Linked DNA regions of Mus musculus: region 2 is linked to region 1. A link is a loop called in an ENCODE intact Hi-C map of the cell type or tissue named here. Cell type or tissue: gastrocnemius. All regions are shown on one strand. Links, peaks and the distances in the headings refer to the core of each region. The heading gives the core; the rest is flanking DNA. Region 1 has its middle 66 kb from the start of 5033403F01Rik. Region 2 holds the start of Gm46392 (a long non-coding RNA gene).

Evidence for each region. Peaks named below come from ENCODE experiments on the same cell type or tissue, not always from the same donor. Only the 100,000 strongest peaks of a DNase experiment are listed, where the experiment ranks them.
Region 2: a loop joins it to region 1, with 2.5 times the contacts of the local background. A loop is called at or near these places in 18 of 42 quality-filtered maps.

What each region holds. Positions count from the first base shown.
Region 1 is chr13:39,019,260-39,034,379 of GRCm38, reverse strand. No RefSeq gene overlaps it. Among named protein-coding and RNA genes, the nearest start is that of 5033403F01Rik, 66 kb to the right of the region's middle. In gastrocnemius, for the core only: no CTCF peak of the experiment used is centred there; a DNase peak (open chromatin) is centred at 7,851.
Region 2 is chr13:38,848,685-38,865,900 of GRCm38, reverse strand. Gm46392 (a long non-coding RNA gene) reads right to left here and starts at 4,171. Exons shown (of 7, transcript XR_001780837.1): 1 at 4,092-4,171. In gastrocnemius, for the core only: a CTCF peak has its summit at 9,969; no DNase peak of the experiment used is centred there.

The DNA.
Region 1 (15,120 bases), core at 4,666-12,665:
CAGAGTACAATCAAGGGCTCTAGAATATTCCACCTGAGGTTCCCATTTGAAGTGATAACTACTACCATTGCTACACAAACTGCCTGCATGGTAGCTTAATCCTGTGTTATAAAAACCCTTTTCAACACCAAACAGGAAAGTCAACCTGCCAAATTTACTTTAAAACATGGAACTAATTTCCCACCACAGTCTCCTTGCCAAAATAATTTCATCCAATGCTGAAGATTATTAAGTCGAATGCCCTCCTAGACATTGAAAATTAGGTGCTGTGTTCCTAATTAAGCATCGAGGTATGATCTGTCCTCAAAGAGGAGAAAAATAGAGTAAGATCAGAAACATGCAGTACATGTGCCAGCTTGATAATAAATTTCTCCTCTGTTGTTTTTAACCTGGCAGAAAGTAATGTTTCCTGAACATAACTTTAATAAAATATTACCAGGTTACTGCAAGCAGCTCCTCTGGATATTTCCTCATGCTAGCCACACTTGGTGTTCCTGAGATAACCACTTGAGTTCACATAGATTTATCTCACCCCATAAAAGCACAATTCATTAAACAGACTAGTCTATTTAAACTAAGGCAATTTTATCACAGTCAATTCAATTATTTAACAGTGCTTTTTTAACTCACTACTTAAAGCTTTCTTTTTGACAAGTATCCCTTTAAATGAATGAGCTGTAATTTAAAGAATGAAAAAAGAGCAGTTCTCCTTACAATATGCTCAACCAGCCTATAGAGAGGTGTTTTGCTCACACACACATACACACACACACACACACACACAAATTCAGTTTAATTTGAAAGTTGAAGTGTATCTCAAGTAATTGAGGCCACCAAGGTTATTTCTAAAAGCAATTAAAAGTTGTAATGAATTAAAATAAATAAAATATGAAATAAAATAAAAATGAAATAAGACAAAGGAACTTTCATGTGCTAATTGTGTGTTCATTTGTCCAAATATACATGCAACAGGGTGATTTCTGAATAATTTGCTCCAAAAATAGCATAACCCAAAATATTCAGAATAAATATTTTATCACATAAAATGAAAATCTGGTTGGCAACTGTGTAAGGGAATAGTATAAAAAGTTTAATCATTGCCTAGCCAGGTGCCAATCAGAGTAAATTAAGACAGATTGGTGAAGTTTTTTGGTTTTGGGGGTTTTTTGAAGATTTTTCCCATCAGATATATTGTCTCAAATTATGAGAATTTAAAAATTGCATAAGGTTTTAATTTTTGAAAGTCTGAACTGATGGATCACTATAAGGAAATAATGTTTTCTGTACAACAGGGCAGTTGTACATAGGAGCTCACAATGGTTGTGAAAACAGATCCAAACCCTATGTAAACTCAAGCTAAACAAAATCCAAGCATGGAGATGGGAGGTGAGCATGAAATTTCACGCCCAGCTAAAGAACTATTGGCAACTATAGCTGTTAGAAAAGGGACAGCTGGTTTGCTTTGGACTATAGCCCCTGGTAGGTCAACCATGGTTTGTTAGATATCCACATACCCATGAATGTATGCATGGCACAAATTGAAGTTGAGTTAAAAAACAAAACAAAACAAAACAAAAAAAGGACACAAAGGACACAAAAATAAGGGTAGGTAAGGAGATGGGTCAGGGAGAAGATGGGGGAAGTAAAGTGGATATGGTCAAACTACATTGTGCAAAGTTCTCCAAGAACTAATTTTAAAAATGAGAACGATTATGTTAGATTCTCAATTTTAACTGCACAGTAAATGAATCAGGCTGTGAATGATTTAAAGAAAGAAAGAAAGTAGTTAGGTGGGTTTAGGTCACAGAGCATCCCCATGGCAGTGACTTTGGCTTTCCACTGGAAGAACTCTAAGTAAACATGGCTGGCTTGTGCTGAGTAGCATCCATTGGTCAGAAAGGTCAGAGTGATCAGCAGGCTGGTTTCCATGGTGATGTGTGAAGTGAAGCTAATGACTTCTGTATTGCCATTCCATGGAAGTACTCCGACATTGCGGCAGAATCAGCTCCTGTAGCAGGAATGCTGCCTGCCACTTATTTTTCCACGCTTCAGCTTTCATTTTTCTTTCTTTTCCTTATTAAGAGATAACTGTAGACAATTCTCATTTTTCTATTATAATCACTCGCCATACTTTACCAAACAACCCATAGGAACAAATGACTTCTCCACCACATATTACAAAATTAATAAATTTTATCAAAAACAATTAAATAATTGTTAAGAAATTAAACTTTTCAATATGTTAGAATCACCTAGAATTTCAATATTGAGTGCTGAAATAAACCAAAATTATTTCTCTCTTTTATATTAAAAAAGTGTTAAATGTAATAACTTCATGTGCCCTCTAGACTTGTTTTACACCATATATAACCCAAAAATGAAATGCATAATTTTCAACAGTATTTCACAGGATATAAGCACCGAATGTAACCAGTCATAGGTCGTAAAACCTAAAAGCCAAGTTGGACACAATCCTGAAAACTCTATTTGGATGCAAATTCATCTGGATTAATTACCTAATTTAATACTGGAAGTGAACGCCAAGCTATACCTGGAGGGAAATAGAGGGAGGTCTAGACAGAAATTTGCAAGAAAAATACTTAAAGTTACATAGTGTTATTTAAAAAAAAAAAACAAAACTTTATTTGTGTTTGTCACCACCCCTCCCCCACCCCCCACCCCCCAGTGTCCCAGCTGAGTCTTCCTAAGCCCTAGACAAGCAATCCAACCCCACATGCATCACCCTGACATCACCCTGACAAAATGGCCACAAAAAATGATCATCCAGTGTGCAGCAAGATCCTGTGTTGGCCAAGTTGGGACAATGGATGAGGTAGTAGACCTGGCTGTCTGAGGATCTGAAGGAGGACCTGGCTTCTAGTCCTGGCTTATCACAGAGTACTGAGGTGCACTTTGTGAGGCATCTCCAAATCCCATTTCTCTGCTATCAATTCTTGCTGTCAGAAGTGAGGTTTCCTAACATTGTTTCCTCCAGTGGCAACTTTGGGCTCAGTGGAAACTTTGATTCCATTTGTTGCCTACCTGCTGTGATATTATCATTCATCAGTTGACACTAACCCCTGCGAGAGTAGAGAGTGGGAAGGTGGTATTCGGAATAAATGTTGTCAAACACACAAAGGTTAGGTATTTTTGCGCATCCAAAGAAGCTGTGCCCCTCGGGATCTCCTCTTGCAACTCTACCCTGACACTGTCCGTCCTGGACAGAAGACTGGGAAGCAGCTTCCGGGAGAGAGTTCTTGCATGGTGTGCAGACAGTTTCCATCCTCAGCACCATGGGGAACTAGAGCATGAGACAAGACTTAATAAGGTCCCCACTTCATGAACTTTCTGGGTCCTGCTGCCCTGTGTGGGTTTTGTTTTCATTATAATGTTCTTTTCCTTGTGGTTTCTTTATTGTTTAATAAGGAGAAAAAATATTTTTAACACAGCTTGTTTCATAGATTTCACCTACAATATTATCACCTATCCAAATAGAGACAGAGACAACTGTATTCAAGAAACTCGTCCTTATTAGAGAAGTCTCGCCTTTCTGTCTTTGAGTACAAGTTTTTCATCTATCTTCCTGCTTGTTTTCATTGTAGGAAAAAATGCCTGTGCCCTTCTCCCCAGCCTTGAGTGGGCTGAATCAGACCTGTTTCTGCCACAGTCAGCTAGCCCACCTAGGGTGGAGTCTTCCGACCTACGTAAAGACTATTATTGTGTGCCACGTCTGCAGCTTCCTGCATGAAGCTACCCACTGAGCAGCTGGCTTGCTTTCTTGATGAAATCCTGACAAAAGTAATGAGAGCCTGGCAAAGTGGGGGATGGGTCTCCCCCCTTTAAATTCAAGACCCTACAATTACAGATTGAGCCTTGATCAGAGAACTTTGTCTTGGCTCGTTATTTCTCTCGCCATTCTTCCCATCCATTCCCAGCTTTCCTTTCAGGAACCCGAAGGAGGATTTAACAATACACCAACTGCAATCTCTCTGTAAAAAGCAGCCAAGGCTAGTCACTCTGAAGATGCTACATACAGTACCCCATCCCAGATACAGTCTAAATCAGAGAGCCGTGCTGCATAAACCAATGAGAAATTCTGCAAGAAGAAATGAATGTATTTTGCTACCTGAATCAGTTACTATTCCTGTTGCCATGTCATAATGCCTAACTAAAGGGGAGAAGTGCTTAAACTGGACAACCATTTGAGGAACACTGCATCATGTCAGGGAAACCGTGTCACAAGAGAGGAAGGCACAGGTGCACAGTCCAGAAGCCAGCAGGTCATGCTACAACAGCAGCCAGAAAGCAGATTGAACCGCAAGAGGGGCGGGGCTATAGAACCTCCAGGTCTTCTCCAGGGACTCGTTTCTTCTGGTAAGGCTTCACTGCCTAAAGGTTCCACAGCCCTCCTCAACAGTGCTACCAGCTAGGGACCAAGTGTCCAAACATGTGATTCTACTTAGGAGAGGGAGGGAGATTTCACATTCAAACATAACATCACCAAATTGCTTTATCATGAAATGAGGACTAACAGGGCTGCCACCTAAGAATATCAAGCTAGGAATCCCAGGTTCTATTGTGCTTCGCTGTCTGACAGTCTTTCTTGGCTTCTGTAGTGTTGAGTAAACTGAAGCACTGTTTAAGCCAAGCAGATTCGCGCAGGTACTTTAACTTGACTATATCTGCATATATTGAATAGGCAGATGAAAACGGAGGCAGGAGTATCCACTTATCAAATAAAAATATACAGTATTTTTTCATTCTTTCTGTACAGCAGTATTTTGACTTGTCATTCATATTTAGGGTTAGCATACTGAATCCATGCGGTAAGTTTTGTTATGGTGCTTTCAGATGTAGAAGTCCTTATACCTTGTTCTTACTCATCCAACTACCCAGTATCCTCCTTTTCTACAAACTCTTTTCGTCCATCGCTTTTATCCTCCTCCTCCTTCTGTAGTCCTTACACTAAGAATCATGCCTTTGACATAGATGAAAACCAAGGAGAGAGGAGCCTCAGCTGCCACACAGATGGCCCCTCAGACATTTATTTTTTAATAAAAAGGCTCATAGGGAAACTGCCATGCTATATATTTGAAATCATTTTCATTTTTTCTCTCTCAAAATGTGCTATTTTATCAAAACAAGAAATTCTTGGTTCTCCAAATACATTAGATATAAATTGTCAAGTATATCCAACAATTATTTAATACCACAAAATAAATAACCAACAAAAGACCTTTAAACCATTTTGATAGGAAACATGCCTTTTTTAAATTTTAAAAAAATAAGTTTGGGGAGTATATTTCATATTAAATCATTGCAGCAATGAATATTGTAATTGAAATTTTAATATTACCTATGCAAATCCTAATGTATAAGAATTCTCAGTGGTGTTTATTATAGATTACAGGATTGTTTTAAATACGTTTAAGTGCCCAGTAGTTCATGCCTTCCATCATGGAAAACTAGCTTTTCAGAATTTCAGAGCCCAGGTTGATATAGGAAACGTTAAATTGTTCCTTACAAAAATCGGTTTGTAAGTGTACATTGGCCATGTACTTTTCAAGAGGAGATTTAACAACACAGCCCTGAAAAGGAATCAAAACTGCACAAGCATCCAGGGAAATGGTCTTGTAATTGTGCAAAGAAAACTGAGTTTGAGGGTGTCAAAGTGGCCATCTGTGGATGAGATTCCCTGAAACCCTTTGGGGAAACTTGAGTTTTCCAAGGTTTTATCTCCTCTAGCAGCTGTCTTTGACATCTCCATCTTTGTAACCCAAGTTATATCCTCCTGAATGTCACCATTGTGCTCCCATGTCTTGCCCACGAATGGAGTCAGTCAGCTCAGTGAACATATTCAAGAATGTGGGACATGCCCTAGACTTACATCTTCCACTCTCAAGTAGAGAGTGGAAGATTTTCATATAAAGTAATTTTAACATAACATTTTTATTTATATGATAATTTCATCTTTGCATACAATTTGTTTTGACCTTATCCCACCATAACTCCTCCCAGATCCCACCCGCATAGCATGAGACATGTCCTTTTCCCAAAGTGTTTTAACTCATTATCTACCTTCAGATCACACTCAGCAAAGACATGTGTGGTTCTCCACTTCATTTCAGACTCTAGTGTCTCAATATTTTCAGTTAGATAAACACCAAAATATTTCCACTGCAAAATAAAAAAAAAAGTGCTATGGAAATTCCCTCAAGTCCCTACGTGTTATTAAGAGAAAGGAAATCCCCGTCAACAGAAGCATAGACTTCTACTGTGTGCAGGGAACCCCGAGCCTTCTCATTCTCTGTAAGCAGAAAAGAGGGGCTCTCCATGCAGCTGTGTTTTTAAACTTTGTTCATCTCTTTCATTCTCTCCCTGAAAAGGCCCAGGACATACTCCAAAATACTCATCCAAAATCATCTAGAATATGATTTTCTATTTTTCCTTAAGAAGTTGTCTTCTATTTGCTTCTTGAGAGTTAACAGAAAGACTATACTTTGTCTCATTTTATTTCTCTGCTGTCTCTTAACAATCTCATTTGAAGTCAGGATTCTGTTGCTTTGATAGGGAATGAAGGCAGTAATATTATAGGACAACCAAACATATTACAATGAAGGACACTCATCTGGATACACAAGTTCTTCTTTATAGAAATTCATCACAAAAATAAATAATGTGCCCTTCTCTAAGTCCACCCTCCTTAGTTTGGCTCAATTTGTTGTCATTGTAGAGAAAATCATACCAGAATATTTTACCGCCTGGTTTGTGAATTAAACAGGAATGAATACCCAGTAGATGCTGTACCTGGTTTGAATTGTTAGTTAGCTTTTCAAAGAGTTATGAACTAGGGTTGGACCTATTTGGAATTGCCAATGCATGACATCTCCCCTTGCCACCATGCTTCCTGTCTGCCATAGTGTGGTCCACTTTATTCCCACTCTACTCTGCCACACCATCCTCACCAGGACGGACTGAAGAGCAGAGCTTAAATAAACAATCTCCCCTCCCCTTTAAGTTATTCTCTTGGGTATTTGGGACCCTGTAACAAAATCTGGCTAAAATCCTCTCTATTAACTCCTGCATGCCCTAGTTTCTGCTGCTCAATCTTCTTGCCTTTGCAATCCACCAAGACCCGCTCTGAGCTTCAGGTCCCACCAACCGAACCTTCAGCCACACAGCATGGCTGAAAAAGCCCAGCATCTGAAGTGAGATTGTGAAATTACGTGAGTGTAACTTGAATGAAGTTTATAATACTAAAAAAGAATTCTAATTGTTATGCAAATTTTCCCATTTGTTAAGTTCCTTAATAGTGGAGGGGAAAAACTTTTAAATATTTTTCAAAGGATGGAAGTAGAGGGAGAGTGTAATTAAGATGGAAATTTTATCTCAAAAATCCTGTGGAGAAATCTGCTGTGCTTATTCTCCTTTTCTGATATAAACAGGATGCTTGAGGCCACTTTACTATCTCTGTATGTAAGCTTTCCTGGTTGTAATGGCTGATGGGAAAGCATGCATATGGTCATTATGGCCTAGGCTTCCTCTGCTCCATCTTCAGGCAGTCTCCTGCACACCATTCCTGAACTTCTTAGTATTTCGCACCGTGATAAAGTGGCCTGGACCAAGCAGTTCATTCTTCAGTCACAGGGTTCTACACGGGACGGCCAAGAGATGAAGAACACTGAAAGCTGTGGCGGAGATGTCTTACACCAAGCCTTGTTGTGTGCCGAGCAAGTATATTTAAGAAGTACGGCATCTTTCATTCTTTTCTCCGGGAAGAAATAGGACAAAGTCAAGAGAAACTATCACACAATGGGATCAAGTTGGCAGGAAGCTAATCCCCCAAGCCTCTGGCCCCAGGCCATAACCAGCTTCACCACACATAAGCTTGGCTTCGGAAAAGGAGCTGTGCTCCTTCTCCGTACATCAGAGCCTAAGGGAGAGCCTTGATTATTTCAGCCCTCAATGAGGGTGGTGTCTTCCTATGCTACTGAGATCACTGTTGCTTGGCAGTTCTTTAATAACAACAAGCTAGGGGGCAGTCGTCAGAAAGACCAAGGCAGGATTTACGGATTGGAACTTTCTGTCCCATGTTACAAGCACTGGGGAGGAGACACGGTCACCAAGAGCCAATGACTTAGTCAAGAATGCCTATGATTGAAGCTTGCATGAATAGCCCAAGTGAACTGTGTGCCAGAGTTTCCAGATCGCTAAACACACAGGAGATTCCTAGAGGATGGAGCTTCTAATAGGGGCACAGGAAGTCTGTAGCTCTGTGTCCCATCCCTGTGTCTCTGGATCCTTGTGTCGAATTTGGCCTTTGTCTGAACTTTTTCTAACATCCTTCATAATAACAAACCTAGAAATTTTTCTCAATTCTGTAAACTAAACCAGCATATTAATATGCCCATGGCTGTAAGGACATAAACTATTCCAAGGATACTATGGAAATTCCAGTTCATAGTTTTATTAGAAGCATGAACCACAGACTTGGGGACAGGCAATCAGGGAAGACCATGCCTTTAATCTATAGGATCTAAGGTAGATTCTTCATAGTGTGAGAATGGATTGGAGCAAGTGTCAGATGGAGAATTTCTCCACTGATGTGGGTGGAGCCCTGCCCTCCCTGGCCTCCCAAACGACTATCACAAATGTGCTGGATGTGTTCATGCTCAAAAAAAGAAAATAATAACTTCTTGACATTTTTGAGTAAATAGTGAGGTGGGGTTTCAATGTGGAGACCAGGCTGGCTCCAGGTCTATGATCCTCCTGCCTCTGTCTGTCAAATGCTGGAGACTAGCACTTTTAATGAAAAAAAAAAAGATACATTTTCATTTCTTTAGTTATGAACCATACATCCATGGTGACAAAAAATGTTTAAATGCTTCCCAACCATCATTACTTTATAAAAAACAAAAAACAAAAAAACTGAACTTTAGGGGTCTGGAAAAGGAGGAGGAGGAGAAGGAGAAAGAAGGAGAAAGAGAAAAGCTACTCTGTTGTTTGAGGATGTAGCTTAGTGGTAGATGACATGTTCTTCTCTCATGTGGGGATCCTGAGTGTTAAAGTCATCTCTCTCTCTCTCTCTCTCTCTCTCTCTCTCTCTCATGCACAACATGCATGAGACAAACATGCACACACACACACACACACACAAAGATGAAAAGGAAAAAATTGTTTTCAGTAAAAGGTTTATGGCTATAATTCTCAAAGAGATGAGTGCCATCTTTATGGTCTACACAATAAGTTCAAAGCTAATTAACAAACAACAAAACAATGTATATATAATATATAGGTTTAAATGCATGTGTGTGTGTGTGTGTGTGTGTGTGTGTGTGTGTCTGATTAATTGTTCTGGTTTGTTTTCTGTTGCTGTGGCAAAACACTGACCAAAGTAACCTGGGGAGGAGAGGGTCTATTTAAGCTTATAGTTCACAGCCCACTGTCAAGAGCAGCCAAGGCAGGAACTTAAGACAGTAGCTTTGCACAGAAACCCCAGGGAAAGGGCTACTCACTAGCCCACTCCCTGGCGCACTCAGCCACCTTTCTTATACAGCTCGGGACTATCTGCCCAGAGGAGGCACCACATGCAGTGAACTGGAGCCTCTCACATCAATCATTAGTCAAAAACATGCCCCACAGTCTTATCTGCAGTTCAATGTGATTAAGGCAGCTCTTTAATTAAGAACTCCCCTTCCCAGGTATGTCAAAGTGACAACTGATGCCAGCTGTGAAATTTTTATAACACATACATTAAATAAACATATATGTCTATGAGTTATGAGATGACGTCAAATACCATGCATGTGCTATATCTTAGATTCTCTCAATGTTCCCTGGCTCATAGATCCGTCCACCTTTTCTATCTGTGTGTTAGTCCAGACTATTTTAAGGAACATCTCTTGACTCCTATCTGTGATATTTTCCTCGGCTGTATTAAATTATCCGCTGACCCATTTGAGGGCATGCCTCACCTGTGGGCACATCTGTGAGGTTCTAGTTCTCCCCTTCTAGTCTTTACTATTTCTCTCTGTCCAAGTTTCATCCTGGCCACCCTTTGGATCTGATCTTGTCAACATCTGTCTCACTTCTGTATCTAATTCTGTTGACACTGACTTCTTCTCCTCCATCCCTGGTTTTGTTTACCTTTAAACCTTTCCTTGAAAAGTAACCTATTATGAATGACTGTCAGTCCACTACTGTGGGAACTTGAATTAACCCAGTCAAGCGCTTAGATGCACTTGATGTGTTTTGACAGGGCTATGATTCTGTTCTTTACACCATAAGTACTAAATTCTCCTAGTAGTTGCCTGCCATTGCCTTGGCTTAGGGACGATTTTGGAATGTAAGAGCCTTTCTTTGTATCTATTCCCTTCATCATTTACTCCCCCTCCCACACAATGCCGTAAAGTAGTTCTTTCTCCACCCTTCAGTGAGTTGCTCACTGGTTGATCACTTCTGTTTGGCGTTCAGTGCCCTCATTGGAAAGTAAACAGAATTGTCTAGATGCCAGAGTCCTAAAGATATGGATTCCTTTTTATAAGGAAACTAAATTGTGATGGTGTCTGTGATTAAGGCACCTAAGGCAGAGACAACCCCTATTCTCCCATGGATTCCCTATAGGTACAGATAGGTGTCAGATTGTGGACAGAGCAGTTTCTGGTCACATCCTTTGAGCATTTACAGTCACCCCTCACTGCTTCTGTCCTGGCTGCTGCTACACAAAAGCCGCTCACCTCAGAGCACATTGGAGTGTATCTGGGTTTCCTCTGCTGTAATCACAGAAGCAGTCTTTTAAACCACAAACACTTGAATCTATTCTTTTTGTGCACCTTGTAATATAGCGCCTTCATTTTCTTCTTCAAATTCCTAAAATATAGCTAGCATTTCAACTTCTCTCCCTCTCCCTCTCCCTCTCCCTCTCCCTCTCCCTCTCCCTCTCCCTCTCCCTCTCCTCCCTCTCCCTCTCCCTCTCCCTCTCCCTCTCCCTCTCCCTCTCCCTCTCCCTCTCCTCCCTCTCCCTCTCCTCCCTCTCCCTCTCCCTCTCCCTCTCCCTCTCCCTCTCCCTCTCCCTCTCCCTCCATCCCCCACCTCTCACACACACACACACACATTTAACTTAAATGTTCAAACGTGAAATCCAAATGCTTTTCGGAGTTGTGATTATTTCTGGAAAGTCTTCAGCCACTGAAATTGTTTTCTCATGAAATTGTTTGCTTATTACGCTTTTCCCCTGCTCCTCACCCCCTGCTTCCTACTTAATTCATGCATGGGGTTGCTAGTTTAAGAGTGCCCTCTCCTGTTACTTTTTTTAAACTATAAATATTTTATAGAAATGTATAGGGAAGAAAAGGTGTTCTTTAGACACACACACACACACACACACACACACACACACACACACACACACAGGCACACACTCATTTACTGCCACATCTTTTAGGAGCACTACTATTCCTGTGTATATCTGATTTCCCCTGAGAGTAATGTTTCTCACAGGTCCCATCTCTGTCCCTTTCAAGACCTTTAGACAATGCAATGAAATACAAAATCCCAGCTGTGTTAAAAATTGTAGCTGGGTGGTGGTGTTGCCCTTTAATCCCAGCACTTGGGAGGCAGAAGCAGGCGAATCTCTATAAGTTCAAGGCCAATCTGGTCTACAGAGCTAGTTCCAGGACAGACAGGGCTACACAAAGAGGCCATCTCGATAGATAGATAGATAGATAGATAGATAGATAGATAGATAGATAGATAGATAGATAGATAGATAGATGTATATTTGTATGCATATATGTGTGTGTGTATATATATATATATTCTTGAACTTTTTCTCCTAAAAGTTATCTTTTTTTTGATGAAATTGTCTCTGTCCATCTACTCTTTTATAAGGAACATTTAAGTCACTTCTACCACTCTTCCACATTTCTGATATCAGACAAGATGTTCTCCAGAATTTTGTTGATTACATTTTTTGGACACTATGGTTATTTTCAATCTAATAATTCTAAAAGTATAACATGGTATGAGGAATGTAATTATATTCCTGGTTTACTATATACCATTGTTTAGGAGGTACATCTGGAGCAAAATAAATTCTGGCCTCTACTGCTCTCATTGTATATTCATAAAATGAAAGCAATGCTTAATGGCTCAGCCTCTCGCTCCAGCTCCTCAGAGAACTGAGACAGGAGGATCACAGATTTCAGGTCTCACCTAGGCATCTGAGCAAGATCATGTTTCAAACACACACACACACACACACACACACACACACAATGGTGGAGAGAGGTAGAGCCAGAGAAATGGCTTAGCGGTTTACTGGCACTTTTTTTCTTTTTTAAAGAACCTGTACCCAGACCCTAGCACCCAGGTGACATGACTCATGGCCACCTGAAACTCCATCTCCAGGAAATCAGACACCCTCGTCTAGTTCCTGTGAGCACTGGAACTCATGTCCACATACCCACACACAGACTTACACACATATACATAATTAAGATAATAGAATAAATATTTTACATAGAAGGGGGCTATAGCTCCATCGAAAGGCACTTATCTGGCAAGCATGGGGTTTCTGTTCAATCCCCAGTGCTTCTGTTAATTAATATTAATTCAGTATTTTACAGCATTAAAACAGAAGGCATTTGTAATAAAAAATAATGATATGAACGGACCTCCAAACACTATGTTGACTTGAAAACAGATAAGTGAAAAAGAGTAAAAAAGCAAGGTCATCATTTGTATAAAATCTTACAACTAAAGTGAATTTATTGTGATATAAATAAGATCAACTGTAGTATAGAAGAGGTGGAAGGGGAGATTTTTCTGTCCATGATTCCAAAGAACTTACTGAAACAGTGGAAACATCCCGTCTTCACCCAGGAACAATCATGTGGTTGAATACGTTTCTTGAAATATATCAACTCTACACTTATAACATACGTGCTTTGTTGCCTATATATTTTATCTCAATTGATTTGATTTTTTTCTAGATAACTCAGTGTGTTAGTTAAATAACAGATCAGGTAATAGGAGGTGGTTCATAAAATTAGGTCAGAAAGATTAAAATATGTACACTATTTTTAGTGTACATAGATTTTTAGAGAATATAAAAATAGTCACTAATATGGATTTAGTAATAAAATAAAGGAATAAAGGAGAGGCAATAGTCAAAGAGATATAATGGAATTTCCAGGACCAAAGGAAGAAATAAAATTTTATATGGAAAATGAAACGGAAATTTGAACAAGCTAATTTATTTTCTTTAGGGGGTTCTCGAAATATAGTGAAATGTAACTTTTCACAGTCTGAGAGGAAATCTAAAACATTGGAAGCCTGTAAGAGAAAGAATGAGGAGTACTAGTTTCATCTGTAAATCTAGGTGCCAGAGAACCTGGAGAAAGGCCAGCATGATTGTAACTACGAAGCAAAATAAATAAAAATAAAAGCAAGGAAAAAAATTAGTCTCTCACTGATAATTGATAAACATTTACATAATGGCAATGAAGGGAAACATCAGAAGATTAATAAAACTGAAGATTGATATTTCAGCCCAGCCTCACGGATGTCATAGGATATGCTTATTTTTTTCTTTCCCTTCAAACTCAAAATTTTTCTTACTTTGAAATCTAAAAGGACCCCGAGAAGCACGACATCCCTTTCCAATAGCAGAGTGGACTGCAGATGACTACACTTCACTTTGTATTTCAAAGTAGCTATTTTGGGGTGGGGGGAAGGTCAACGACCACCACAGCAACAAAAATCAAACAGCTCGCCTTCACCTGGTCACTACCCGTTACATACAATCACTGAGCCGCAGACTGTATCTTAAGGGTCGCTAATCACTTATCACTAATGTATAAGACTATAACTGAAAACAAAATACTAAATATTTGCCTGAAACCTTGAGGAGAGAGTCTGAAGAACCCGGAGTCCGATGCACACAGGTAACAAGGACAGTGCGTAGTGCGCCTGCTCACAAAGGGTCCAATGTGTGACCTGTAAGCTTCCTCCTTCTTCACGCTCCATCAGGTTCCCTGGCTCCTGCACATTGCTGCCTAGATACACAGTGGTCGGCCCCTGCTTATCTCAACTGACACCCAGACGAATCTCTTCTGGAAACATTTTGACAGGCACACGCGGAGAGGACAGTTTTACATCGTTTCTAGGGGTTTCTCACGTTAGTCAAGACAACACCAAAACTAGCTATCAAACTCCACAAAGACTGAGACGACGACGACAATGACGACGACGACGATGATTTCTAATTTTTTCATGCATCGCTGCTTGTCCAACATCTAGGCTAGAGCCTGACTCATCGATAGCATCTAAAGAACTTGTGTGGAGAGAAAAGTGGACAGAAAAGTTCTGGATAAGACACCTGTCTCCACTTTTTTTTTTTTTCTTCCCACTGTCTTCATTTTCTTTCTTTTTTTTTTTTTTGGGGGGGGGGGGTTTACATCGTGTGGATTTTTTATTTGATTCCATTTATCAACCTTTCTTTTTTTTTAAATTAGGTATTTTCTTCATTTACATTTCCAATGCTATCCCAAAAGTCCCCCACCCCCCCCCTGCTCCCCCACCCACCCACTCCCACTTTTTGGCCCTGGTGTTCCCCTGTACTGGGGCATATAAAGTTTGCAAGTCCAATGGGCCTCTCTTTGCAGTGATGGCCGACTAGGCCATCTTTTGATACATATGCAGCTAAAGTCAAGAGCTCCGGGGTACTGGTTAGTTCATATTGTTGTTCCACCTATAGGGTTGCAGTTCCCTATAGCTCCTTGGGTAATTTCTCTAGCTCCTCCATTAGGGGCCGTGTGACCCATCCAATAGCTGACTGTGAGCATCCACTTCTGTGTTTGCTAGCGGCATCCTCCATTCAGCCCCTGAGCTTCATATCGCATCCCATCTACCAGGGATCAACTACAAAAGGCCCTGCCTTCTAATAGTCCAGAATCCAGCAACCATGCCTGAAAGTCATTTCCATACTTGGGTATGAGACGGGGCGCTCTAAGCTGCCTATCCCCCTGGTGATGCGATGCAAAAAGTAAAGGAAGATACTCCTGTGCTTCAGAAGGAACTTCCTGTAACAGGGAAGGATGCGAGCCGGGATAGAAGGGA
Region 2 (17,216 bases), core at 5,007-13,006, 170 kb after region 1:
GATTAATCTCGACTTTATGAGATTTTATTGTGCACATCTCTCAGGGTCCACATTACAAAAAATTACTCATTGCATGAACACATATTTTATTTCATATTGCACATATGAAGTGCCACAGAGTCTGGCCCCCAGTAAATGTTTAGTCACTGTTAACTACTCATGTAGCTTCATGATTTATGAATAACTGTTTGGTTGTTTCAACCAGAGCTTTGGTTGTAAGTGACAGAAATGCTTTAGCAAGAAAAATGGATATTTGGGATGGCCGCTTAGAGGTTACGAAATTAGAGAAAGAACACAAACACTAGAGTTGGAATCCAGTGGGCAGAAGTCATGAGGCACTTCTCGAGGATGCCATCATTGGATAATGAGCTGCAGCTAGCTGCTCTCTAAGAACAAATTTCTTTCTTCCACTTTCTAAAGTGAGTTGAAATACAGTGTGTGTGTGTGTGTGTGTGTGTGTGTGTGTGTGTGCGCGTATGTGCCTGGCAGGGTGTGTGTGTGCATGAATACCTCTATGTGTGTATCTTTGTGTGTGTATCTGTCTGTCTGTCTGCCTGCCTGCCTGTCTATATGTGTGTGCTTCTGTGGTGTGTGTGTGTGTGTGTGTGTGTGTGTGTGTGTGTGTGTAAGTGATGATATTGGCAGCATAAGACTAGGTCAGATAATACATAGGGAAATGGACCACGCATCTTTGTCAAATTACCTTTCCTGGAAAGGAGCATATGTCCAGCTTCCCATCTTTCTTGTACCCACCAGGGAAACAGGGGCTCATGATGGGCAGCTCCTTCTGACCCAAATATCAAGATATCAGCAGGCCTGCAATAGGAACAGATGTTCCCTGTGAAATCTAGACAAGAACTAACTCAGAGTGATATGATGCCCCATGTTTGTAGATTGTTCTGGTCTCCAGCTGTGATTTTCAATTTATGATGATTAAAAAATGTGACGAACTAGCAACTCCAGCACTGTTTTCTGACGAGTCAATAATTCCATCCAATCTGAATGGAGTAGAGATCTGAAAGTACAAAGCCCCCCTGAACATGTTATTAAATAGAAATTGTTGTGAGAATTAACCCTACACAGATATTACAGCTTTTCTTTGCATGTGATGGGTAGATTTTTATTGGTTTTCTCTTGCACAAAGGTCTTAGGGCAGGATCTCCCTTCAGTCAGTCAGTCAACAAATGGTCTCTGGTCTGTTGCCAAGGGAGACTGAGATAAATACAGTTGATAGGCCAATAATAAAGAGAATACACACTGATAATTGCACGGACAGGTAGAAGCCTTCTGACAGGGTTCAGTTCTATAATTGAACAGTGTAGTTCTGATAATAAAGATGAGGTTTTTTTTTTTTTTTTGCATAACACTGTGAAATCAAATATTGCTCCTCTGAATGAATGATGGTGATAGCGATGATGATGATGTTGAAAATATGGACTCAAGACATTGTAAAAACCTCATACAACTTGACTGAGATTGGGTGACTTGCTGGCTTCTGACGTGAGAAATGGCTGTGCTATTAAAACAAGATGTGGCCACTACAGTAACAATAAATCTAGAAGGGGTAGAGAAGTGTGGAGGTTGTTAAATTTGAGATGCTGCCTGATATTCAAGACAGGCAAGCAGTGAGGTGTAAAAGTCTGAGTTTCAAAGGCTCTGGGAAGAAGATGTAAATCCGGATGCCATTACTATCCATGCTGTCTGTAGTGCTGACAGGAGAAAGTTACTGCAGAGTAACTGTAGAATGAGGTGAAGCAGAGATGGGGGCCAGGCTCTGGAAAGGGTAACTCTAGCCATTGAATAGAGAAGAACACTGCAGAGATCAAAGCCATGTCCGGTGACATATGAGGGAAGAAGAAACGAAAATGACCAAAACACCAAAAGCATTCACACAGAGCAATATGGAAAGTCAGAGAGAAGTCCCAAGCATCTAGACTGTTTTCATCAGGCTGGACCCAGCCTTTTCTTATCTCTCTCAGGCACAATGTGTCATCATGTTATCTTAAAATTCAGGCTTCAGAAGACTACAAAATCTAGGGATGGAGGAAATGGTTCAGCCATTAAGAGCACCAACAGTGCTCTTCCAGAGGACTGGAGTTCATTTCCCAGCTCAGAACCATCTGTAACCCCAGCTGTAGGATTAACCCCAGCTGCAGGATTAACCCCAGCTGCAGGGTTCTGGCCTCAAGGAATTGCATTGAGGTCCATACACATAAACACACACACACAGTTGAGAGGAGAGAGAGAGAGAGAGAGAGAGAGAGAGAGAGAGAGAGAGAGAGAGAGAGAATTAGAAATACATGAAGACCACATCCCAATGAAAAGAGAAGATAATCCATGAACTGACCTGGTAGAGAACCTGGGATGTGAGTTGAAAACAGGATCACGAGGAGGCAGACACTTGAAGATAAAAATGTGAAAGAGAAGCAGGCAGAGACATTATGTGCAAACATGTGCAAATGAAAGGCAGGTGATCACAGAAGACAGTGTGTGTAGTGGTCAGACCACCAGAGACTTAAATAATAGCACAGTCATGAGGGGGAGGAAGAGGGAGACAGGGCAACAAAAATCAAGCAGGACCAACTATGTCAAAACAAAATCTCAAACTGGTATCTTTCCTCTGGCAAGCAGAAGTAGAGATGACAGTCTGGGTGGGAGGTTAAAATAGGCCTGTATTTTGCTCATTTGTTGTTATTACTTCATATTGGTATGATGAATGTAAACAATCTCCAGTCAAAGTAATGTCTGAGTGTGAGGCTCCCTAGTCAAGAAAGCAAGCCAGAGGCAGTGGCAGGACAGAGGACATTATACCAACAAAGCAACCAAGAGCTGGTGACAGCAGGAGGCAGCATGCATCACTTGCTGGGTTCCAAGCCAATGCCTGCCGGTCAGCGTCACTCCCTAGGCTTTGACACCTGTGACCCAGGGCCCAGAAGTAGACGTGTGTCTGTTCCTCCACTGGGCACACTTGCCTCTACTGAACTTTTCAAGGCTGCCAGTCTCTCAGTGCCCTTCCTCCCGCATCCAATACAAAGAGAAAGCTGTGTTGTAGAAAGATAACCAAGTATGGTTGTCCCTGTTCTCCACGAGGAGATCCTCAATGGATCTGTATGCACAAATAAGGCTAAACCTTATCTAACCTATTTTTCCTATCCCTCCATATGACATAGGTCACTTTATAGATTAGACATAGTAAGAAATTATTACTAATAATCATTAATGAAAGCTTTCTCTATGCAGCCATGGGGCAGTGTGGACATAGTATCCTGATTGACCCTTAGCAGGATAATGTGAGATTTTTTTTATCATATTACTAAGAATAACAATTTAAATCTTATAATTGTTTATTTCTGGAATTGCCTATTTAATGTCTTTGGATCACCCGTGACCATGGAGAGATGAAAATACAAAATCAAAACTGCATAAACTAGAACAATATGGTAGGCAAAGTTATTTCTAGCTAGCTTCTAGAGCGGCTATTCTCTCTGACAAGGCTAGAGAGCCCAAGAGAAAAGAAGATGAGGAGAAAGAAACCCAGAGGCAGGGCTAAGAACGTGTCAACTTTGAGGGTCCTCGATAGTAGAGTTGGCCATGGGATCCAAGCTTACAAGAACTATGTCAGTCAGAGTTGCCAGTAGACAGTGCATCTTCTGGGGGGAACCTGACAATCACACAGTCGTGAAGCATGACCATGGGGAAGGTTTGAAGACAAAAATAATGAGGGAGATGCCTGCTCCTTAACAGGCTCCATTTGGGGAGTGACAGGAAGAAGTAAATTCTAAGAGGAAGGCCAAGGAGAGGATCGTGGGGCAGAATCCAAGTGGGGGGGGGGGAAGGGGTGTGCATAGGGACATTCAAAACTAAAAAATAAAGATGTAAAAAACCATTAAGGGGAGGCTTTGGATTTAGTGACTAAGATGTTACAGATGAACTTTCATGGTAGCAAGGGCTGAGGTCAGGCAATAAGAGACCACAGGAAATGAGTAGAGACAGAATTTCAAGATTGGTTGTGAAGAAAACAAGGTGGGGTTGAGGAGGTGCCGTTCATTTCAACATGGCATTAACTGTTAAGATGACTATGGATAACTTACTTGTAAGTCATCTTTGGGAAGAAAGATACGACACACTGTTGAGAGTAGAATGATGAAGCAGACCAACACTTGAGTACCTTAGCCACCAAAATGTTTCAGCACATGAATCCAGGCCGTGCTGGCTGCCATGGCAACCGTCTTGGCCAAGAATCTGTTCTGCCACCAAATAAGCTCGCTTTTCAAAAGGTTAGTTTTGTTTACTGCTAGGAGTAGCTCCAAACTGGAGAGACTACCTGGGTGGGAGAGGGTCTTGGAGGTACACCAGAAACAGGTCCCCACTACAGCTAGTGTGTGTGCGCGCGCACTGGTCCTAAATGGTTAGCTTCTCCAAACTGACCAGAGCAAAATAGAAACTGCCAAAGTCAAAGCTGGATGACCCTTCATAAAAAAATGAAAAGTCATTGCTACAAGCCTCTTTCTCTTCTGACCATGTCTGCTAATTCTAAATATCAATGAAAGTTATCAGACTCCACAAGTGGAGGTCTCTGTCCTCTTAGTAAATCAGAATGTAAACTTGTTAAGTTTGGTAGTAGTTTCCCAAGTGGGACGATCCCCTCTGCCCTAACTAAAGACAAAGGAATGAAAGCATGTTTCAGCCTAGAGAGACAGCCGAAGAGGTTATCGACATCACTGATTTCCATTTGTGATTACTAAAATACAGACCCATGACCACTAATTCATCAACATCATCAAGTTTTTAAATTGCTTTTTACATTTTTTTTTTTTTACAATTTCATACTCATATACAAAGTCATGTGTAGTGACATTCTGGAATTTTGGTTTCTTAAAAATTCACAGAAATATTTTTTTTTTGTTTTTTTGAGACAGGGTTTCTCTGTATAGCCCTGGCTGTCCTGGAGCTCACTTTGTAGACCAGGCTGGCCTCAAACTCAGAAATCCACCTGCCTCTGCCTCCCGAGTGCTGGGATTAAAGGCATGCGCCACCACGCCCGGCTTCACCGAAATATTTTAAGAGAGTGCTTTGATTTTAGTCCCAAGTATGGGGATGTGGGGCTCCTTTGGACTGTCTACAGCAGCTGACTATGATTTGCCTCATGCTCTAGCAGAGGCGTGGTTTTGCCAGCTGCAGATAGTTTCTGTGATTGTGTGATATTTGGAATTTTGGGAATTTTGGGAATTTTGATGAGGGTATATAGATGTTATAAAAATTTTAGGGCACCGAGTAGAGGGGTTGATGGTTGGTGGTCGTTCAGGGGGGGGTTGTTTGCAGTTTGTTAGTAGTCATGCTCAAAGAAGAAACAAAAGGAAGGAAAGAAATTAGATTCATGATCTCCGTCTCCCTCTCCCTCAACCTCTCCCTCAACCTCTCCCTCTCCCTCTCTGTCTCCTTCTTCCTCCCCACTCTGTTTCCCTCTCCCTCCCTCCCTCCCTGCCTGCATGACTGCTATCCGTGAAACAAGATGTAAGGTCTCAGTTACTGCCCATGCACCATCCCTGCTATCCTGCCACCACACTTCCCACCATGATAATCATGGATTAAACCTCTTAAACTGTAAGCAAGCCCCCAATCAAATGCTTTATTTTATAGGCCTTTCCTTAGGCATGGTGCCTTTGCACACCAACAGAATGGTAACTAAGATACTCACCAATGTTTAGAGGAGAGAAGCAACTGCCAGCTATAGTTTGGATATTATTTGTCCCACAAAGATCATGTGCCCAAAGGTGGACTGCAGTATGGTAATGCTGAAATGGAGAGATATAGTGGTGAGAGATAATTAAATCATGAATGTACTAACCTGTCTTAACTAGTTGGCGATATTCACAGGAATGATGGAGTCCTCATTGAGCCGCTTGTTACAGACTGAGGTAGTCTCACCTGTTTCTTCTCTTCTCACATGGATGTTTCTCTTTATATTTCTCCACCAATGAGCCCTTACCAGGATCCTGTTACCATGCTGTGGTGATTTGAACAGGTTTGGCCTCCATAGATTCATGTGTTTCAGTTCTTGGCCATAAGAAGTAGCACTATTAGGAGGTGTGGCCTTATTGGAGGAGGTGCAGCTTTGTCAGAGGAAGTGTGTCAGTGTGTCAGTGTGTTTGTAGCTGGGCCTTGAGAACTCCTACGCTCACCTCTGCCCATGTGGAAGATTATCTCCTCCTGGATGCCTGCAGGAAATGGTACCCCTGGCTGCGTGAGGAAAAGAGGCTTCTCCTGGCTGCCTAAGGAAGAAAGTCCCTTTCTACTGCCTGAGGACCAAGATGGAGAACTCTCAGCTCCTCCAGCACCGTGTCTACCTGAATGTTGCCATGCTTCCTGCCATGATGATAATGGACTGAACCTCTGATACTGTAAGCCAGCCCCAAATAAATGTTGTCCCTTGTAAGAGTGGCCTTGGTCATAGTGTCTCTTCATGGCAACGAAACCCTAGCTAAGACAGAAGCTGTCGAGATGCTCTGTGATGGATAGTTTTATGTCAGCTTGACACAAGAAAGAGTCATTTGGAAGAGGAATTCTCAGCTGAGTAAACACCTCCATATGATTTGCCTGTGGGCAAGCTATGGGGTGGGGCATTTTCTTCCTTAGCAATTGATGTTAGTGGGCCCAGCTCACTGCAGGCATTGCCACCTCGGAGGGAGGTCCTGGGTAGTATAAGAAGAAGGCTGAGTAAGCCATGAGGATTAAGTCAGTACAGAGTTTCTCCAGGCCCTCTGTGTCAGTTCCTGCCTCTGGGTTCTTACCCAGAGTCCTTTGCCTTGGCTTCTCTCAATGGACTGTGCCCCGAGAGTGGTAAAATAGAACAAACCGTTTTCTCCTCAAGTTGCTTTTGGTCGTGGTGTTTTATTACAGTGATAGAAACCTTAACTAAGATATTTTCCATCAACCAGAGTCATGCATCCCATAAATCATTTTTAAAGCTTAGGTATTGTCTTAGTCAGGGTTTCTATTCAATTGACCCCTTGTCAACTTGACACACAAACACATCACTAGTAAGCCTCAACCCTTAAGTTCTTATTCATCCCCAAGATCTAAATAACTTTAAAAGTCCCACAGTCTTTACATATTAAAAGTCCAATCACTTTAAAATATCCAATATCTTTTAAAATCTTTCAAAGTCTCTTAACTGGGGACTCCAATAAAATACCTTCTTCCTTCAAGAGGAAAAAATATCAGGGCACAGTCACAATAAAAAGCAAAAAAATCAATCTCCAACCATCCAATGTCTGGGATCCAACTCACAATCTTCTGGTCTCCTCCAAGGGCTTGGGTCACTTCTCCAGCCATGCCCTTTGTAGCACACACATTGCCCTCTAGGCTCCAGATGCCTGTACTCCATTGCTGCTGTCTTCCACTATAACTAGGCTTCAACACTACCCTCTCATAGGCTCTCTTCATGGTGCCAAGCCTCATCTCCTTTGCATGACCCCTTCAGTTCTGGGCCATCAATTGCAACCTTCACCAATGGCCTTCCATGGCCTCTCACAGTGCTTCTGTGACCTCAGCTGCTCTGCATGACCCCTTTACGCCTTCAAAACCAGTACCACCTAGGTAACTCTTACACATTACCAAGTCCAGCCACAGCACAAGGTACAACCTTGGCTATCTCTAGAACACAGCCTCTGTGCTCTCAGAAAACACTTCCCAGAAGATGTCACCTCAATGATGCTGGTCTCTTCTTAATCACCGCTAATTTCTTAGCTCCAGCTAACTAGCATCAATAGTCCCAGTAAGGAAAAGTTTTCACTTTAGTAGTTCTGGTATCTTGTTAATCACAGCTGATTCTTCAGCCCCAGCTAACCAGAACCACAGAATCTTCACAATCCAAAATAGCAATGGCCCTGAAAAGAGTCTTTAATTTTCCCTCTGAAATTTCACAATACAGTCCTCCATTTTCTGCACTGTTCTCAACATTATCTTCCAAGCTCCTACACAACATCTCACAGAGCTCTTAACACTGAATGGATCTTCTGGCCCAAAGCTCCAAAGTTCTTCCACAGTCCTCCCCAAAACATGGTCAGGTTGTCACAGGAATACCCCACTCCTGGTACCAATTTGTCTTAGTCTGGGTTTCTATTCCTGCACAAACATCATGACCAAGAAGCAAGTTGGGGAGGAAAAGGTTTATTCAGCTTACATTTCCACATTGCTGTTCATCACTGAAAAAAGTCAGGACTGGAACTCAAGCAGGTCAAGAAGCAGAAGTTGATGCAGAGGCCATGGAGGGATGTTCTTTACTGGCTTGCTTCCTTCCCCTTGCTTGCTTAGCCTGCTCTCTTATAGAACCCAAGACTACCAGCCCAGAGTTGACACCACCCACAAGGGGACCTCCCCGCTTGATACTAATTGAGAAAATGCCTTACACCTGGATCTCGTGGAGGCACTTCCCCAACTGAAGCTCTTTTCTCTGTGATAACTCCAGCCTGTGTCAAGTTGACACACAAAACCAGCCAGTACAGGTATTTTTCTATAATGACATTTTCAAAGACTACTAATTTAGTGAGTAGTATTGACACTGGCTGCTTAAATAGTAGAAGAACATTATTGTATAGTAGGCAAAATCCCAATCTACACAACACAAAAGATGCCATATGTCATGAGCAATTAAAATGGTTAACCTGGAACTAATAGTTCCAGTACCAGAGAAAAGACAAGAGATTGGTACATGCTGTAACATCCTCTAAAAGGTGCCATTGATATCTGCTGCCTCATACAATACATGGTGCCAACCTAGCGGGCTTGGTGTCTGGTCCTGGCACAGCACTCACTACGAAAAGTAATATTTTAAGTATCTCTGAAAGAATCCTCAATCTTCGTTAGTAATCTGAATGATTTCTAAATCGACAATTTTCTAAATATCTAAATGTGTACAATTTTCGTCTTTGTTTATATTCAGAAATGTATCCCCTAATCTCTCTTTAGATCTTCTGGTTCCATAGTTCCCTAAACCAGAACTTCTTAAACTTTTTCACTCATGACCTCTTTCTTTCTCAAGAAATTTGTATATTTCCTCAAGGTACACAGGTATGCAAAATAGATACATAATTGAAGGTTTACAGTTAATAAATCATAAAGGAATTGATTTTAAAACAGTTCTTTCATATGCTTACCACTTTGCTATTAACTAAAGGTGGAAGTAAATTTACACATTTGCACACTGAGGTGGGGGTGCTAATGAGCTACTTTAGTATAAGGCGCTAAGTCCACATTCTGTTTTCTGTAATGGAACCATTAGGTTTCTGTAGGTTGAGAACATATGTATGTATGCCAAAACCACTGCAGTCCCCCAGGCAACAACGGCGACCATCAGCCTTTGAGTCTCAGGGAGCATCTCTTGGTGTCACCGAGCACAGTGGTCTACATATGCGAAGTTTGTATGCTGTGTTTTCAGGAGTACCACGGTAGTAAAGTCCCACAATGCAACTCGGCAAGCAGTGCCAGAAACATCTCAGGGCCGTTGTGTGTTTGATAATAAAGTCCATTTGGGGTTGGTGTGCATGCAGATACCTTTTACTGTTTCCATTTTTCAACTCCCATAGTCAGTTGTGCTATCCATGTCGGGCTCACAACCCACAGCTTACACGGTTTTACCCCAGATAATCACTGACACACCTTGGGTCCCATATAGACCATTAGATGACATTAAAATACTTGAAAGATATGGAAGAGATGAGAATTTGCCATGGCGTCCTCTTAAGTGGGACCAGGTGATGGTTTTCATTTAAGAGTGCAGCACCAGGCCCAGGGGGCATTTTAAAGACTGACAAGGACAAGGGGTGCTTCACTGTGAACAGTTCCTTTTTTTTTTTTTTTTTTTTTTTTTAAATCGTGATTTCTCCATTTGTACAAAACCAAAGCAACACAAAAAGCCAGATTTGGTGAAAACCTCAGACTGGCCTACAGATTGAGCCCTTCTGTCAGGGAAGGGAGACATCTACTGGTAGGCAAAAATATTTTGGACGATCATTTAAATCTATAAATTTAAATGAGCATACATGTACTATGTATGTACTATTATATATATAATATTTATATATAATGTTATATGTATGGGTGCACTCGCATATCCACACATAACAGACATGCTAATGACACAAAGCAAACACTCAGCCGGAAGCATTTTATGGACATTAAAAAGATACAATTTATAACTTGGGGAGGTGGGGCAGATGTGATCTTTCATTCCTGTATTCCAGCAATGGGAAGGCAGAGGCATGAGCATCTCTGGTTCAAGGCCAGCTTGAACTACATAATGAGATCCCATCAATCTAATTATGTCTTAAGTCTACTTAGTAACACAGGTTCTGAAGCAGAAACGTATAAAGAAATTATATGGGTAAGCATAACTGGTAAATTTGGCACAGAGAGCAAACTCAGAAATCTGTGCTACAGGTAAAGTAATTATATACAGCATATCACACTAAAATAAATTTCAGTTTTGTAAATTGTGATTTTTTTTAATGGAATTAGTTTTACTCAAAAAGAGTGAAAATGTATTTTTGTTGCTGTTTGCTGGTAGCCTGGTTTAGACTTAGTCCTGTATAAATGTCCTTTAGGTCTCGGTCTATTTAGAGATTACCTCCAGTTTGTATTTGGTACCTCATTTATGGCAGTTGCTGTGTACTTGGACCACTTTCTTCCTACGGTGGCATTGAAGCACACATCCCACATTTACATGTGCTGAGCCATCTGTGAGGCAGGAAGATGCTTTCTCCACAACACACCCAGGCCCCACACCTTCTTGCTCTATCTTTCTCTTTTCTAAAAATGAGAGGAACAGAAAAAAAAAAATCCTTTCTCCAATCAGCAGTAATCTCTCCAAAGGTCTTTTAATTTCAAAAGTCATAAGTGTTAATTAGCTATTATTAAGTGCCCTCTGTATAAATTAACATGATTGATGAAAAAATTAAGGCTAATGAAAAGTGTGGCAATGCATGTATTTTTAAGAGACTATATTAAAAGATGGTGGTCCCTCTGGACAGACACGAAGGCCCTCTGTTCTGTTTCCTGACTTTATTATTATCTCCAGATATCTTTTCCCCCACTACTCTTTTTTTGTAGTGCTAAAAAAAATTCTTGAATCTTTGACACTGACTTTAATTCAGTAAGTTTACAATTTCTTTTAGAAACAAGGGACCCTGAATTTCATACTTTTATTTAATAATCTCTTGTGGGATAAAAGAAAGTACCTAATTTTTAACATTTCAAGTGGACGTGAAAGGTCTTCTCGATTTAGAAGGGCACGTGTACCATTTCTCTCTAGAGTGGAAGCTGGGAAGAGGAGATGCCTTAGCCTGCTAGGCACCTGCTGGGGAGCAAGTGGGACCCCGAGGCAGAGAAGCCGCTGTCTTCCCTCACACTGCTTTCTTACCTCACTCTGGTGAGCATTTGGGACATAGTTCAAAATTAACAAAAGTTTTCCACAAAAATTAAGACAGAACTTATAAACCCATACCTCCCATTTCAAAGTTAAACACTGCAAATTCGGAACTGACAATTAGTAGGCGTTAGATGTTTGGCTTTCTTATGTAAGATTCTCACAGTCATCCCAAATTAAGGATTTTAGTTTGTGGCAAATAAAAAGGTATTTTTGACTGCGCACAAGGTAATATTGATAAGTTTCAAGACTGAAAGGCATTTGAGAGTCGTGAAACAAAATCTCCAAAATCTAGAGAGGATAATAAATCATCATGGTCAAACTAAGGATAAAGATCTTTTCATATGAGACGGGAAGCAGATTTTCATTTGCTATGGGTAATTGAAAAGGAAGACATGGTGTATAGTCATATTTTTTTTAATTTTTAAAATATCTGTCACATATTATGCAGTATAAAATCTTACTTGGAGAAAATAATTTTAATTAAAAGAAAATGAAGCCGGGCGTGGTGGCACACGCCTTTTATCCCAGCACTTGGGAGGCAGAGGCAGGCAGATTTCTGAGTTCGAGGCCAGCCTGGTCTACAAAGTGAGTTCCAGGACAGCCAGGGCTATACAGAGAAATCCTGTTAAAAAGAAGAAGAAGAAGAAGAAGAAGAAGAAGAAGAAGAAGAAGAAGAAGAAGAAGAAGAAGAAGAAGAAGAAGAAGAAGAAGAAGAAGAAGAAGAGGAAAGAAAGAAGAAAGAAAATGAAGTCTGGTGTGGTGGTCTATGCTTCTAATCTCAGCACTTGGGAAGCAGAGGCATTTGAAGCAGGAAGTGTTCAAGATTAGCCTGGACTACAGAGTGAGACCCTGTGAGAAAGGGCGAGAGGAAGGAGGGATGGAGGGATGAGGGGCAGAGGAAGAAGGGAGGAAGGAAATGAGGAAGGAGGGAGGAAAGGAGAAGGGAAAGAGGGAGAGAAGGAAAGAGGAAGGGAGGGAGGAAGGAAAGAGGGAGGGAGGGAGGGAGGGAGGGAGGGAGGGAGGGAGGGAGGGAGAAAGGAAGAAGGGAGGAAGGAAATGAGAAAGGAGGGAGGAAAGGAGAAGGGAAAGAGGGAGGGAGGAAAGAGGGAGGGAGGAAAGAGGGAGGGAGGGAGGGAGGGAGGGAGGGAGGGAGGGAGGGAGGGAGGGAGGGGAGTGCCTGCTATTTGGATGAACACTTACCTTGACCATGGTTTAGAAACCAGCCATTGGGACTAGCCCCTCTCCATTCTGTCCCTCCCATTTTACGTTTCTTCGTTTCTTCGGGGCTCAGTACTTAGTGAACACCTTCACTCCGGGTTAGGGTGTGCCCTAACAGACATACAGGGGAAGACTGCTGCAGATGCTGTGGAGGAGGCCATGTTAATTAGCTCCCTGCCTCTTCAGTAGGAGGACATGCCACCGCGGAGAGCCCCACTTCCAGGCTGAGCTGCGTTAGCACAGCGCTGTCTCCCCAGGACAAGGGTGGAGAGGAAGCAGGGTGGTAGAAGGCAAAACGGACACTGAGTCATCATCTCAGTTCTTGGCTGGGCCATTATTTATATAGCAGCATGGACATTTAATGTTGGGAGGGTTTGGTGGTCTGTGTCTGCATCTTCTAACTAAATGAGGGCAAGAAGCCCCCACTTTAATCAAGAAGCTGAAAAAAAAACACTAAACTTGATGAGGTTTGGGAAACAAATTTAGTCCTACTTCTGCCTTTGCATGACTCACAGTCTGTAGACCTGCAATTGTGCCTTATTTTGAGAAACAATAAAGCTAAGTAGATTCTGAAAGTTCTTGCCTGCACAGAAAGATCTTCCAGAGAAAGACAGTATGGGGCCTGCTTCTGTTTTTTTAAAGGGATAGATCTACACTGTGGTTCTACATTTGAATCCAAAGAAATGCTTTCTGTCTTCTAATCATTTTCTTTAACATTTACCCACAGGGGATCATAATTAAGTCATCAGTGACAATGTCACTTCACTGCTATTGGAGAGGTGGAAAAAGGCTTCCAAAGCAGGAAGATGTGTTTTTGCAAAGTTTCTATTCAGTAGGGTTTAAAACACAACCTAGAAAAGGGGCACGCACCCACACACATATATGTATGTGTATACATATATATATATACATATATGTATGTGTATACATATATATACATATATATATATGTGTATACATATATATATATGTGTGTGTGTGTGTGTGTGTGTGTGTGTGTGTGTGTGTGTGTGTGTGTGCGTGTACCTCTGTGGTGAAAGCATATGTCACCAAGATATCAACTAAGCAAAGAAAGTGTCATAGTTGAACAGAGCCCAGATGCAAAGAAGTAGTGTTGACTTCTTTTCAGAGTTAACAGTGCTTAACTGTGGCTGGTATGGTTCATGCTTCCTGTCCATGAGTGTGCAACCACAAATGGAAAACTCTCATGAAGAGAGGTCGCATCTGTCCAAAACATGTTCAGACATCTCTCTTGTCAGTCTTCCCTCAGCAATACAGCATGACAGCTGTTGACGAAGAGCGGATGCTGTGAGAGATAAGTCACGGAAGGGCGATCTACATCATGCAGGGCGATATGCAAATGCTGCTTCGTTTTACAGGAGGGACTTGTACAGCCTCAGAATTTGGTACTGCAAGAGCCTTGGGACAGGGTCCTGTAGGATACTGAGAAGACCAAGTGCTTTGCAGAGGGTTGTATGAGAAGGAGCGCCTTGGAAGAGTAAATTTACTATTACATTTCCCCATACATTGACACGTTCTCTGATCAGCCTAAGGGCTCCATCTAGTGAGGATGAGATGGCAGTTGAGTATGTTTAAGAATGCTGTGGACTGTCCTCCTCCCGTGGTCCTCCAGAGGCATTAGCATCCCTGGATCCTGTGAGAGATGGGATTAGTCAGGTCTCCACCCAGCACACGAACTCAGGAGCATTGGGAGTGAAGCCTGCCTGTGCTCTGTGCTAATGGGCCCTTCCTTTGAGTTTGATTTGAGTAGCTACACAGATGAGAGACTCCCACTGCTCCTTGCAACTACAGTCTATTGGGATGAGGGGTGGGGGAATGGTCTGAAAAGCTGGCACATTGAAAAAGGAAGAATTTTCTAAATTCTTCTAGCTCTTGTGTCACATGAAGACTACCCAAGGAAATAAAGCATGAGTACCTTTACGTAGAGGACACAGGAGCAAACCCTACTCACTACCCATGAAGAAGGTAGAAAAGAAAATCTGATAGAAAAGAAGAGAGGCTCCAGGGAAGCCAGAAGAGAGGGACACCAAGCGCTGACCCTGCTATAGGAGCTACCTTGCTAAGCAAATATATGATAGAGAGATGTGGAAGACTACACTGTGGAGAGACAGGAGAGGAGAAGATGAACAGCTCATATACTGTAGTGCGAGGAAGAACTGAAGATGTGATAGTGGTGAGGAGCAGGTGGATATGAGGAGCCTGCACAACCACCTGGAGCCAGGGTGATGTCCAGGCCTGAGGGCATCCAAGGGCCGTATCTGAGTCTGTGACCCTACCACAGCAGGAGTCCCTGCTGATATCTGTGCTACTGAAGGCTGTCTGGATGTCTGTGGTCTGGACTGGTGCCTGAGACCATGTGGATGGCTGAGGGCTGTACTGCCTGCCACCAGGGGACATACTGATCTGAATGGCCTGTGTTGTCACCTGAGGCTATGGTGACATCTGGACCCATGATGCCAGGCCTGGGGTTTGGGGGAGGGGGGAAGTCTCAGTCAGTAGTTCTGTTGCAGCCAGGATCTGTGGTGATGTCCAAGACCCATGTTACCACCCAAGGCCATGCAGACATTGCTGGGCTGGGCTGGGCTGCTTTCTGAGGCCATGTTAAGTCTGAGCAATGTGGCTGAGCTAACTGTGCCACTCACCTGGGCAGCCCAGTAGAGCTGGCCCTATGGGCTTGAGAGCAGGAGAGCCGGCTCTACCCCTCATCAGCTATAGCATCTGCACCCTACCTGGGCAAAGAAGAACTGTACCTGATGGGCTGTGCACAAGAGACCTGGTAGACTGACCTGGTAGCTTCCACCCAGGCCCAGATCCAGGGCTCTGAGTTAGCCCATCCCCATATCTACCCCCATCTAAGAACTGTTGAAAGCCATGAAGGGGTCAATCCTGCAGATCCAAAGTGCCAGAATCTCCATGACACAGGGCTACAGCATGATATTCAAAAGGACTCTGATGAGGATTCAGTATTAACACTGCAGCAGAACAGAGGTCTTGAACCAGACCAGTGATTCATGCAATGAGTATTTGCAGGTAAATCTATTTGTGCAAAAGGGTATATGTACTGTGTGACACACTGTGACACATTGCAGCTTCCACAGTGAGATGTGGTTCTGTTATTTGTTTATATTTTTCACTTTTATTTTCTTTTGGAGGGGAAGTGACAAGGGCAGGGGGAAGATATAAAGAGACAGGAAAATGAGTGGGATTGCAGTGCATGGTGGGAAATTCACAAAGAACAGAGGTGGGGAAGACGATCGCATCCCTGTATCATTACGCCATCCTTCTATAGACACTTGCCGGGGGCTAATGGCCGAATGTCCTCACTTTGCTAAGCCTTGCTTGCCAACCATATGAAGACCAGAACTTGAGGGATAAGAACAGAGGGGCTAGTTTGAACTTCCTGGCTACTCTGATTTCTAAGGGTATTTATACAGAATTGAGGACCCAAGCACCTTCCATGAGGCCTATTGCAACAGACATCAGGATGGTGCCAGAGGTGAGAGTGCAGGACAGCTGGTGTTCAACTCTCCGACTTTCAGCAACTTCAAGGCAAGCTGAATCCTGAGAAGATCAAAGGTCCTGACCTTAGACCTGGACAAGAGGCACGTGACCTTCAACCCAGCTTTTAGTCAACACGGCATGTCACAAAGGCCTAGGAAGACAGCATTTGTTAAAGAGAGAATGGAAGCTAAATATTAAATATTCAGAATGTAAGCACAGAAACCCACTGTTAAAGAGATACATAATTTAAAAAAAAATGTATGGCTGAATGCAGAATATGGGAACAGAAGTCTGGAATATGTGTCTGTACCTAATTCTTCCAGTGACACATATCTAGTATCCAAGCAGGTCATGACTCATATGGACATCTTGTCTTGTGGATTCAGGGTTCGTGGCCCACACAGCAGTGTTCAGGAATGGGTCAAATATCTTGAGTGCTGTGTCCAAGGACTCCAAACAGGATTCCTGCTTTCCTGGTTTTTGATGGGTAGACATGCTGATATTGGAGATGGGCACAACACAGCAAGAGTAGGTGCTGTACCTGGTGCACTGAAACCTTCCTTTGAGCGAGAAGACTGTACAACTGTCCTGCAAGTACTAAGATGATAATATCCATTTTCTTGACTCGTTCCAATGCAGAAACCAGCTTATTATTCACAAGAGATGTGGATGATGCAGGAGTCCTGTTGTGTCATAGCAATGATATTCCTCAGAATGATCAAGATTACAGGCAGTCCTTTCTGGATAGGGCCAAGCAGAGCGGAGAATTTTATAGAATCACATGGTAGTTTTGATCTTACAGCCACTTTAAAGAGAACAATTTCAAGTAAATCAACATATGACAGGGGAAAAAATGTTTGACTAAAGAGTGACTTGTGTTCCTGCAGGAAAATGAAATTCATCTTTGTGGTGTGAACTGGCTTTTACTACAGCTAAAACAAAAGCAAAACCTAATTAATTTTTGGTTTATTTTATTCTTTAAGATTTTTTTTAATTTTAGGAAAATATCAAAATTTGAAAAAACTATAGATAACGTATGCCCGATTTG